Regions from separate parts of the Homo sapiens genome. Here regions 1, 2 and 4 are each linked to region 3. A link is a contact called in ENCODE Hi-C or POLR2A ChIA-PET data. All regions are on one chromosome and are shown on one strand. The core of a region is the stretch at or near the end of the contact, and the rest is flanking DNA. Distances in the headings are between cores, read along the strand shown.

Region 1 (2,806 bases), core at 13-2,512, 610 kb before region 3:
GGTAACAGGAAGCAAAAGGGCAGCAGTGTAGGGAGCCTCCCTCCCATTCAAGACAGAGATGAGACCCAGGTGCTGAGGGAAGTCAGAAAGGAAGGGCTCAGGTACCAGGGTTGTGCCTGGAGCAATGTGGTTCAGAAAAAGGGACGCTAGGAAGTGTCCCTCAGATAAGGATCAAGCCTCAGATAGGGCTTAGGAGTTAGGGGCAGGGGAGTCGCCTACCCTGCGAGTAGCAGATGAGATGCACCCCTTGAGGGGCCTTTGCCATGATGGGGACCACAGCCTCTCGGAACCCTTGCACCTGTTCCCACAGGGGTCGCAAGCTCTCTCTCCCATCGAAGAGATCGAGCACTGTCACCACAGTCCCGGGGTGTGTCTGTGGGAAGGGGGCAATGCAGCCACCGGGGATAGGCTAAGAAGCTCCCACACGCCACCCCCTGGCCCGCGTCCACAGGTCTATTGTACCCTGCTAGAACCAGGGATCCCGTCCCCCAACTCTCCCCCACGCCAGCACCAGCTCCCTGAGGAACTGGGCAGGCCCAGAGGGGTGGCTTTCAGTTCCCCGCTCTCCCTCCCCTGCCACAGTAGACGCCTCTAACGCCCTGCACCCAGGTGTCCCCTGCCAGACCTCATTGATGTATTCCAGCAGGTGGCGGAAGCTGTACGAGCTGTCGAAGAGCCCATGCACCACGATGACCGGCTTGTAGGACGCGCGGTGGGGCGCGGGGGCTGCAAGCAGCAGCAGCGGCAGGAAAGGCAACAGAAGCAGGACCCACGCCGCGGGGAGCCGCTGCCCGCAGAGCCCCAGCATGCTCCCGCCTGAGAAAGGGGTGATAAGGGCATGTGAGGGAGATGGCAACACCCTCCTCCCTCGGAACAGACGCCCGGCAATCAAGCCACCTCCTCTCGCTCCCACACCAGGTCCGTGTCACAAAATAGCCTACTTTTAACTTACTCCAGCCCTCTCCCTACAAACACACCCCCCCACCACGTTGACGCACCAACGCGCACCCGAAGTCCCGCCTCCAACTCAGCGTTCGGGGGACTTGTTCTCTAGGTCCAGGATCTTCCTAATGCATCGCCTCAGCCATGAACAACGCGGAGTTCTTTAATACCCGTGAGCAGCAGCCCAGGCCCCTTGAAGAGTGCAGACTCCCACCTGGCCTGGGTCCGTAGGCCTCGCTCCACCCGCTGTTTACTTATCCCAAGTCTGGAACCCACGGTGGCGGGGGGAAGGGTGAGGAAAGAGAGCGCAGGGGAATGACGGATGGGAGGGGGAAGGGCGGGCTGCTTGGGGTCGCGCAAATCCGTCACGTCCGGGGCTTTCTCTGGCAACCGCGCGAGCGTTCCCCGCAACACAGACCCAGGACAGGAGGGGCAATGGAATATTCCATTGCGCCCTAGGTGCTGGGGAGGAAACAGGCGGAGCGATCCATTTAGGCCAGTGGGGAGAGGAAAAAGCAGCAAACATATTCTGGGAATGGAAAGAAGGCCTCTCCAGGCTTCGTTGCCCCCAGCGACCCAAAAGTCCGATTTCCCCGCCTTGATTCTCCCCACTTCCCAATACAGGCGTCTGGCTCCGCAGCAGAACACGAAGTTTGCATTCCCCAAGGGGCGGCCAGGGGGCGGACCAGGGAAAGGTAGTCCTCTGCATTTTGCCGTGTGCTGGGTGAGTGGCAGGGTGGCCTGGAGGGCTGATGCCAGCCCGGGCGTGCCCCTCAACACCCACCCCACCCCACCCTCCAGTCCGCCCCAGGTCAGCGACTTACAACTCTTCATTCTGAAGTGCGTGTAGTGCCCTTGTCTCCAGAGACGCAGAGAGTCCTCGAGGCCCCTTGAGCTAAGTGCAGCCTGGCCCAGTTTCTCCTGCCCTACTCTACTCCCCTCCCTATAAGCGACCCACCCTCAAGGGGCGGAGGGCGCGTAGGGATGCGCTGACTCATGCCCGCGTAATTTCGACCAGTCTTTCAACCTGAACGACCCCCAGAATCTGGCTGTCTGAGTTATCTGTGGGTGGCTCCCTACCGAAACCCCCAGGCGCCCCACCTCTCCGCCTGTGACCCCTAACCGACACCCTAGTGCCTCAGGGCTTTTACTTGCTAGGGCTTTTACTTAGCATTTAAAGACGTTTCTCTAGAGATAAGGATTTCTCAGCATGTCTGAGCCCCTCTCTCTGTTTACAAGGTCATTGCTTGGTCTAAATTTGTCTCAATCAAAACATTTTTGCGCTCAGAATGGTGTAGAGTGACGATGAGGTGGCGGTAAGGGGTTGAGCGCTCACGCGAACGCCTAAGTGACCAGAACGACTGGTGTGAAGCCGTGATCTGACTCTGTGGAGCCTGGGACTGGTTTCAGCGAGAGCCTCTGTACTGCTCTGTAGTCTCTGCTAGGACATGGACGAAAAGGGACGCAGCCGGGAGAGCGACTGCCCCAGGTGGGGGCTGGGGGGACGTAAGGGAAGAATAATAATTATCTGGCTGTGTTTTTGTTTAAAAAAAAAAAAAAACTGGTGTAAATCTCCATAGACTTCCTATCCTCGCTCCCTTCACCCACCCACGCGCTCCCAAGATGCAATAAGCAAATAAAAAGACTAATAACGCTGTACTGCAGGTCGACTCAGGAGCTGGAGATGCGTCTTGGTGGGAGGTGGTGGGTGGGAGTAGGGGGGTTTAGGGAATGGATCTGAACATTGACCAGCCCAGAGACTCTAAGCAGCCTCAAAAGCAAAGGGAAAGTGGGGGAACAAGCACACATTACCAACAGAGCTGCCAGAAATGAGCAGTTAAGTCATACCCCCTACCCCCTCCAA
Region 2 (2,700 bases), core at 152-2,651, 830 kb after region 3:
GAAAGGACTTTATGAATTATGCAAGTGTTATAGTTACCATTTTCTTCATGTCTTATTGTGAGATAAAATAGGCCGGGCGCAGTGGCTTACGCCTGTAATCCCAGCACATTGGGAGGCCCAGGCGGGAGAATCACCTGAGGTCCGGAGTTTGAGACCAGACTGACCAACATGGAGAAACCCCGTCTCTACTAAAAATACAAAATTAGCCGGGCGTGGTAGCGCATGCCTGTAATCCCAGCTACTCGGGAGGCTGAGACAGGAGAATTGCTTGAACCCAGAAGGCGGAGGTTGCGGTGAGTCGAGATCGCGCCATTGCACTCCAGCCTAGGCAACAAGAGCGAAAGTCCGTCTCAAAAAATAAAATATAGATGGCCGCATGCGGTGGTTTACGCCTGTAATCCCACCACTTTGAGAGGCCGAGGCGGGCGGATCACCTGAGGTCAGAAGTTCGAGACCAGCCTGACCAACATGGAGAAACCACGTCTCTACTAAAAATACAAAAATAAGCTGGGCGTGGTGGCGCATGCCTGTAATCCCAGCTACTTGGGAGGTTGAGGCAGGAGAATCGCTTGAACCTGGGAGGCAGAGGTTGCGGTGAGTCGAGATCGCGCCATTGCACTCCAGCCTGGGCAACAAGAGCAAAACTCCATCTCAAAAAATAGATAAATTAGTTAATTAAAAAATAAAAATAAATGATTTTATGATCCTTCCCTCGCCCCTCGAAAGGTGGGGACAGCCTTTAAGACAGAGAGCAAACCAGTTTTCTCTGTTCGACTACAGATCTTTAGGATCTTGGATTTAAGAAAATGACCTCAAAATGTCCGTCAGAGACGTATTCCCAGGAAGAAAGATATTACTTCTACTACAAACCAAATCAAAAGGAAATGAAATTCCAATGCAACAGGAGTGAACTGCCACGCCTACGGGCTGTTCTCCAAACTGCAGCCTCCAGCCACGACTGCAACGCGCAACCCACTTTCATTTCTCATGAGTCAGCGGACACCATGTCTAGGAGGACCGAGGAAAGGCGCTCTGGCCTTACCAGACACGTCGGACGTCTATGACACAGCCCCTCTATCCGTTGCCGGCAGCTGGCGCCAGACTCTCTGGTCGCGGTTTGGAACTGCGCGGGAAGTGGGTGGTGGGCGGGCAAGCGGTAGTGGGTTGTCCCTTGGAGCTGCCCAATCGACGTGCATTATTCTGTTGGCGCACGGCGGCCTTCAATTACCGTCTCATTAACTGATCTCAGCAGCCTGGGAGACACCACCTATTTGAACTCTAAGGGGGCGGGGCTTTGGGTGTGCCTCCGCTCGACTGGCTGCGGTTGTGAAAGACAGCGGCAGAAGCCAATCAGCAAATAAGCTCTTTTTCGGCACACGCAGTCGCTCCACCTGGGTCGCGACCGTTACTGGTGGCGCGCGCGGGGACTTAAAGTAGGTGAGTTCTAGGGGCCTGGCCCACGGCTCCCCGGGAGCCATCTTGGTTCCCCCAGAAGGCGGGAGGGGCGTACCTTGGGTGCGACTGGGCGGAGGTGACTTGGAAGTTCGCTTCTCGGACTGTAATACTCATCCTTACCTGGCGCCCCGCTCCGAGTTTAGGTATGAAGACACAGGGAGACGTCGGGCCACAAGGGAACCCACTGAGGTGGGGACCAAAGATGGTGGCTCTTTGAATTGGAGCCAAGCGTGGTGGGCACCCGCTGAGTTGGCCTGTCATAAAGACGGAGTTGACACTTTATCCATGGGGCATCCTACTTTCCCTACCTGTCAACAGTTTCCCTCTAGAGTGGCATATTTTCAGGTGAATTCCATTTATGCTATTTTCTTTCCATCTCATTTGTTCCTTCATCAGTAGGCTCGGTGATGAGCCTTCCCGAGGGCAGGGTCGATTTCATGTTTGGTTCACAGATGTATACCAAATACTTCAAACAGGTATACCATAACCATTGAATGAATATGATGGACCCTAGGGGAAAGACACGGTTCCCCTAATCCAGTCCTGGAGGTGGGTGAGTGTGAAGGCAGAAATGGAAAGTAATGGTTACAATATAGCGAGAGATCTTAGAGTAAGCACAAATCCATTGACCACTGTGGAACAGGCAGGATACACCAGGAACACGAGAAGGCAGGGAACACGCCAGGAAAGGGTTTGCTGAGAAAGTGACATTTGAGGCCGGGCGCGGTTGCTCACTGCTGTAATCCCAACACTTTGGGTGGCCAAGGTGGGCGGATCACCTGAGGTCAGGAGCTCGAGACCGTGGTGAAACCCCGTCTCTACTAAAAATACAAAAATTAGCCAGGCGTGATGCCGGGCGCCTGTAATCCCAGCTGCTCGGGAGGCTGAGGCAGGAGAATCGCTTGAAGCCTGGAGGCAGAGGTTGCAGTGAGCCAAGATAGCACCACTGCAGTCCAGCCTGGACGACAGAGCGAGATTCCATCTCAAAAAAAAAAAAAAGAAAGAAAGTGACATTTGAACTGAATCTTAAAGGATGGTAGAAGTTGGACCAGAAAACTAGGTGGGAAAAAGCCAAGGAATTGGGCTAAGGCATGAAGATGTGGGAAGACAAGAACAGTGTGTTCGAAGACTGGGGAAAATGTCTGGCTGAACCATAGGCTTTTGCGGGCGAGGGGTAGGCGTTACAAGATGTGAAGTTCAGATCATGGAGGGTCTCGCTAAGGAGTTTAGATTTTATTCTGTGTG
Region 3 (2,700 bases), core at 152-2,651:
AGATGGGGTCTCACTTGCCCAGGCTGGTCTGAAACTCCTGGGCTCAAGCAATCCTTCGGGCTCGGCTTCCTCAAGGGTTGGGTTACAGGCCTGAGCCACTGCACCCTGACCACTTATCGATACTTGACATTATATTTGTGTTTATGTGTTTTCTTTCCTGTAATGTAAACACTGTGAGAACAGGGCTGTTCACCGTTGTGTCCCCAGATCCTAGGACAACATGTGGCACAAGGGAGGCAGTTGATAAATACTTTTGAATAAATTAAATGATACTTGGGAAAATACCTTCTATGACACCATTCTTGAATTAGTTACTTCATTTGTCACTGAAGACAAGCTTACTTCACCAAGAATTTGAACCAATAAGGTAACCTGCAGTGTATTTACTAACCAGATTCTTTGAGCAGGGAGGCAGAATACAATAGAGAATGAGAGATGTTTGCATCCTGGCTGTAACCTCACCAGCCGTACTGCTTGAGATATGTTGCTTTGCTTCGCTTCTGTCAATAAGATGAGAATAACGGTACCTACTCCTTAGTATTAAATGATTAAGTATGTTAACAGGGAGAGGGCCAAACGTTTGTTGTTTTATTACACAGCAGGACATCAGGTCTTACTTTTGTAGCTCCCCATCTCAAAGACGGGGATAGCAAATGTTTCATTCAGGAAAAAAATCCAGGTTGAACAATGGGGCTGTTGGGGCGGGGCCAAGAACATTCTGCTCGAATTAACAGTATTAATGGGCCGGGCGCGGTGGCTCACGCCTGTAATCCCAGCACTCTGGGAGGCCGAAGTGGGTGGATCACCTGAGGTCATACATGGGTGAAGCCCCGTCTCTACTAAAAAAACAAAAATTTGCTGGGCGTGGTGGCGGGCGCCTGTAATCCTAGCTACTCGGGAGGCTGAGGCAGGAGAATCGCTTGAACCCGGGAAGCAGCGGTTGCAGTGAGCCGAGATCAGGACATTGCACTCCCGCCTGGGCGACAGGGCGAGACTCTGTCTCAAAACAAAAACAAAAACAGTATTAATGGAATGTAGTATAACCCTCAAGCCCTACTATTAACACTTGGGGCCGAATCCAGACCCCGTCTTCCCGCTCGGATTCAGAACACCTTCCTGACTCACTGGCCCTAGGGCATCAGCTACCTCGGACAGCATCCTTTTGGGAAAATACCGCCCACCAGCCCCACGACTGGGAAAGAGTCGGGAAACACCCCCGAGCAATCCAGTTCCCTGAGACTTCCCTCCTCCCTCCCCTCAGCTAGGGCCTGCCGGTTCCTAGTGCGTGCCCAGCAGTCCTCAGGTCACCTTCACTACCGGGCCAAGGACCCCGTGGGAACTCGCAGCCTTCGCCACACTCGTTCCTCGCGCATCCATGGAGGGGTGCCTACAGAGAAGACCTGCGTGGCAAAAACCTAAACGAAGAGATGAGGGGCATGGAGAGGAGTAGGATAAGAGAATAAAGATAACAGTGGGGGGGAGACGTTAGTTTCCTTTATATCTTTTGTTACTGGCGGTAGCAGTGAAGTTAGAAACGGTTTTAAAACAAATTTCAGACAGGCATTTTCCAAAGGCAAGCCTGGAGCGCACGGATCTGTATAACCGCGGAAGGCCCTGTTTCCGGTCCCTTGCGCCTGCGCTCTTGCAGCCAAGAAGGCGGGAGGCTGGAGTAGAGGGAAGCCTGCAACCGGAAGTGAAGGCAGATTTCCCTCCTTCGTCGCTGTTGCTGCCGCCATACGCGCTCTCCCTGTTTAGGTAAGCTTTGGCCTTCGCTACAATCCGTTTCCATCTGCGCTTCTCCGCACCCATCCCGTCACATGGGTTCCTGATACCCTTTTCACAGGCGATGGTCTGGTCGCTGGGGCCTAGTTGGTTCGCTATTTCCTTAGCTTGCATCCCTTTCGAGAGCAAAGAGCTCCTGGGGGAAGGAAGGGAAGCTAAGGGGGGACCCAATCCAAGATGGTGTCCTCGGCGCCATTGTGTTCGTTTTGCTCCCTTCTTCCAATGGGTTCTTCTCATATTGGAGGCCTCAGCATCAATGAGAGGCGGCGCTCGGCGTCCCTTGGTCTTGGTATTTGCGGAGGGCGGGGCTCTTCTCACCTTCCTTGTCCTTTCTTGAGCTCTTTCTCGGCCCTCGGTGGGACTGGGAGGAGGAGCTGGTTTCTGGGCCCAGTTGGATTTTTCTCACCTTGACTTGCCCAACTTAATTTGGAGTGCCTTCCAAGTGTTTACGATACGATTGGTGTCATTGTATGTTTCTCCAAAAGGAGTCTCACCTTCGTAGCGTAACAGTGATGTGAGACCACTTGGTAAAGATCCTGTTAAAGCCTGGGCGGGGATTGCCTTTCTCTGTCACCTATTAGCTTTCTTATTGTAGGGTGGAGACATGAATTTTGTTTTTTTGTGGCCGAGCCATTTGTCTTGCACCGCCCCTCCCCCCCATGCTAATTACACAAGGCTTGCTTAAACAGCGGAAGGGAGGATACTGAGAAGTGGGAGGCTGAGAGCTATGGGAGGTGGACGGCGGCCATATGATGTTTTCTTTTCGAAAGGTGAGCGCTTTGCGCAGTGATGACCCTCATCTATCACCCTTGACTGATGGCTGCTGAGTTAGGCATCCATAACGGTGGGATTATAATAGGGAAAGCGGAGTCTTCCTTTGAGGACTTTTCAGGACTCTACTTGTCATCTCCATTTTCC
Region 4 (2,892 bases), core at 361-2,860, 860 kb after region 3:
GTTCAACGGTCATAGCTGTCCCTCCAGGCCCCAACCTTGCCTCACCACTCCCGGCCCTAGTCTCTGCACCTCCTTAGGCCCTGCCTCTGGGCTCAGACCCCAACCTAGTCAAGGGGATTCTCCTGCTCTTAACTCGATGACTTGGGGCTCCCTGCTCTCCCGAGGAAGATGCTCTGCAGGAAAATAAAAGTCAGCCTTTTTCTACATATGGCATGCAGTCTGTCAGTGTCTCCCAAGCTACAGGGCTGAGTTTGGGAAAGAAAGCCAGAGGGAGCCTGGGAGCACCGAACTGGAGTCTGGGCAGCCACCACGCCCTCTGGCAACCGCTGGGGTTCGGCCACCCCCGCAGACCCGCCCCCACTTTGCCAGAGCGGCCGGGTCCCCATTCCCATTCCTTCAAATCCCCTTTTTCCCGGCAGCCGACCTGTAGACCCAAGGGAGACAGGTTGAAGCTAGAAAGAGTCGGGGCAGCAGCTCTGGTAGGGGAGGGAGCATCCAAAACCTCTGGCTTCTGAGCGCCTCTCCTGCCGCCCATCCACAAAGCCCCCCACAGCCTGGCGGCTGCCCTCGACCCCGCAAAACAAAGGACTTCAGAGGCTGGACCTACAGACCCAGATGAGAAGGCAAAAGCGTAGGGAGGAGCGGCAGGAGATGGGAAGGGCGGGCCCCGCTCGGAGCAGCTGCCGCTTCCTCCCAAAGTCCCACGAGGGGCCTGAGTCACGGGCCACCGCCCTGGGTCGGCGAGCTGGGGGAAGGGATCTGGACACCTGGCGTGTCCGGGCGGGAAGCTGGTGAGGGCCCCTGGGGACAGAGCGGAGGACCAGTGGTTGGGGCGAGAAGAGGGCAGTCCCGCAGCGAGTCCCACGCGGGGTGGGAGGGATCTAGGCCCCGCCCTCTCCTCGGCTCCGCCCTGCGCCCCCTTCCCTCTCCTCATTGTCCTTAGACAAAGCGGTCGCCGCCCCCGCCCGGCCCCCTGGTCTCTGTCTCCGTCCCTCCTCCTTTGCTGCCTCTTTCCCTCCTCCTCTCCCTCCCTCCTCCCCTCCCTCCAGTCTCCGGATCTCCCTCGGTCCCTCTCTCCTCCTCTTCCTCTCTCTGGACGCCCGGCTCCTCCGCACCCCCTCCCCCGGGGGTCCCGCGGCCTGTGAGTTGACTGAGGGGCTCAGACTTGGGGAGTGGGTGTCTCCTCGCCCCTGTCCTTGCTCCCGTCCCTGGCCCGGACCTTGGCTGTCTCCTCTTTGTGCCGAGATTGTCAGTCTGTGCGGCTACAGCGGGGTGGAGACGGCCGGCTCTGTCACGGCTTCATGAGAGCGGGGACGGGGCGCAGGACTTGCAGGCGCCGGGGAGAAGAGACATGGAGCCGGCCCTTGGCACTCTGGGGTCGCGTGGGGCAGTCGGTGGGGGAGGCAGGCGGTGGTGACAGGACAGGGTGGGGGTGGACGCCAGGGTTCTGGGAACGCGCTGGCAGCCCTGACGCCCGGGTTCCGAAAGTCTCGGGGGTGGCTATTTCCCCCGACCCGCCTCGGGGGCGGAGTGCGGGGCAGAGGGGTGGGGGCTGGGGAGAGGCGTGGCCCGAGCGGTGCTGGAAGCGGAGCCGGGACCTTTGGGGCCCGCGCTGAGACGCGCCCGGCTGCTGCCGCCGCCCTCCTTTCCCCTCTTCCCTGGTTTCCCTTCTCCTCTAGACCTGTTCGCTCTCCGCCCCTCCTTGCCTCCCCAACACCCCCTCAGGTCCCGTTGCCTCCTGGTCCTTTCAGGGATTCCTGGTCCTTCCTTCCCACACTAGCCTCCCTGGGGTATCGCTGAGGCAGCCTGGCCTGCACCCAGGTTCCCCTCACCCCTGCCACATTTCTCTCTTCTCCCTCACGCCAACTTTCCTTTTCGCCCTTCTCTCTCTTTCTCACATCCTAGAGACGGTCTTTAATACGCATTAACCCTGTGCTGCCACATCTGGCTCCTGCCCTCATTGCCTCCAATCCGGACTCTTCCTCTCACATCACCCCCACCACCCCCAACTTGGGCTCACAACTTCTCTTCACTTTTTCCATTTCCCCAGTTCTCTGCCTTCCGTCTTTCCCTCTGTCCTCATCCTTAGCCCCTCTGCCCTGCTTTGTGTCCCACCTCTCCCCCTCCACTTCCTCTCCTCCCACCCTCAGTCTCACCCCCGGGCTGTCTCACTCTCTGGAGCCTCTCCTTCCTGTTCTCTGTCCCCAGTGCTCCCTACCCTCACCTCAAGACGACCATGGCCACCATCCCAGACTGGAAGCTACAGCTGCTAGCCCGGCGCCGGCAGGAGGAGGCGTCCGTTCGAGGCCGAGAGAAAGCAGAACGGGAGCGCCTGTCCCAGATGCCAGCCTGGAAACGAGGGCTCCTGGAGCGCCGCCGGGCCAAGCTTGGGCTGTCCCCTGGGGAGCCTAGCCCTGTGCTAGGGACTGTAGAGGCTGGACCTCCAGACCCGGATGAGTCTGCGGTCCTTCTGGAGGCCATCGGGCCAGTGCACCAGAACCGATTCATCCGGCAGGAGCGGCAGCAGCAGCAGCAGCAACAACAACGGAGTGAAGAGCTGCTAGCAGAGAGAAAGCCTGGGCCTCTGGAGGCCCGGGAGCGGAGACCCAGCCCTGGGGAGATGCGGGATCAGAGCCCCAAGGGAAGAGAGTCAAGAGAAGAGAGACTAAGTCCGAGGGAGACCAGAGAGAGGAGGCTGGGGATAGGGGGAGCCCAAGAGTTGAGCCTGAGGCCTCTGGAGGCTCGGGACTGGAGGCAAAGCCCAGGAGAGGTGGGAGACAGGAGCTCCCGACTGTCAGAGGCATGGAAATGGAGGCTGAGTCCTGGAGAAACTCCAGAGCGGAGTCTGAGACTAGCAGAGTCTCGAGAGCAAAGCCCCAGGAGAAAAGAGGT

What was found. Hi-C counts contacts between places; a loop is a spot of excess contacts on that map. ChIA-PET counts read pairs that join two places held with the same protein, here RNA polymerase II (POLR2A). Pooled maps may share reads with other maps.
Region 1: a loop to region 3 is called in a pooled map, with 4 times the contacts of the local background. The contact joins the promoter of PPT2 here to the promoter of DDX39B-AS1 in region 3. A Hi-C loop is called at or near these places in 1 of 168 maps with a recorded cell type or tissue (B cell), 1 of 37 single-sample maps with no recorded cell type and 11 of 50 pooled maps. POLR2A ChIA-PET finds 5 or more read pairs at or near these places in 2 of 52 experiments (HEK293 and activated B cell).
Region 2: a loop to region 3 is called in a pooled map, with 7 times the contacts of the local background. The contact joins the promoter of MDC1 here to the promoter of DDX39B-AS1 in region 3. A Hi-C loop is called at or near these places in 1 of 37 single-sample maps with no recorded cell type and 6 of 50 pooled maps. POLR2A ChIA-PET finds 5 or more read pairs at or near these places in 1 of 52 experiments (OCI-LY7).
Region 4: a pooled map shows a loop between it and region 3 (7-fold over the local background). The contact joins the promoter of PPP1R18 here to the promoter of DDX39B-AS1 in region 3. A Hi-C loop is called at or near these places in 1 of 37 single-sample maps with no recorded cell type and 8 of 50 pooled maps. POLR2A ChIA-PET finds 5 or more read pairs at or near these places in 2 of 52 experiments (A549 and PC-9).

Annotation. Positions count from the first base shown.
Region 1 is chr6:32,152,597-32,155,402 of GRCh38, reverse strand. It overlaps PPT2 (palmitoyl-protein thioesterase 2), which reads right to left and starts at 1,262. Exons shown (of 9, transcript NM_005155.7): 1 at 999-1,262; 2 at 626-816; 3 at 220-373. The coding sequence starts at 808. It overlaps PPT2-EGFL8 (PPT2-EGFL8 readthrough (NMD candidate)), which reads right to left and starts at 1,404. Exons shown (of 16, transcript NR_037861.1): 1 at 999-1,404; 2 at 626-816; 3 at 220-373. It overlaps LOC100507547 (a long non-coding RNA gene), which reads left to right and starts at 1,038. Exons shown (of 3, transcript NR_037172.1): 1 at 1,038-1,114; 2 at 1,567-1,666; 3 at 2,231-2,601. It also overlaps a transcript of PRRT1 not described here.
Region 2 is chr6:30,715,982-30,718,681 of GRCh38, reverse strand. MDC1 (mediator of DNA damage checkpoint 1) reads left to right here and starts at 1,401. Exons shown (of 15, transcript NM_014641.3): 1 at 1,401-1,437. RefSeq lists enhancers at 509-1,256, 2,005-2,700.
Region 3 is chr6:31,541,005-31,543,704 of GRCh38, reverse strand. It overlaps DDX39B-AS1 (DDX39B antisense RNA 1), which reads right to left and starts at 1,401. Exons shown (of 2, transcript NR_133675.1): 1 at 1,309-1,401; 2 at 567-996. DDX39B (DExD-box helicase 39B) reads left to right here and starts at 1,702. Exons shown (of 11, transcript NM_004640.7): 1 at 1,702-1,755. ATP6V1G2-DDX39B (ATP6V1G2-DDX39B readthrough (NMD candidate)) reads left to right here. Exons shown (of 13, transcript NR_037853.1): 3 at 1,557-1,755. SNORD84 (small nucleolar RNA, C/D box 84) reads left to right here and starts at 2,527; the gene lies at 2,527-2,604. RefSeq lists a silencer at 1,045-1,960 and enhancers at 1,274-2,195, 1,073-2,272.
Region 4 is chr6:30,685,363-30,688,254 of GRCh38, reverse strand. It overlaps PPP1R18 (protein phosphatase 1 regulatory subunit 18), which reads left to right and starts at 1,610. Exons shown (of 3, transcript NM_133471.4): 1 at 1,610-2,892. The coding sequence starts at 2,237. It overlaps NRM (nurim), which reads left to right. Exons shown (of 4, transcript NM_001384369.1): 4 at 1-206.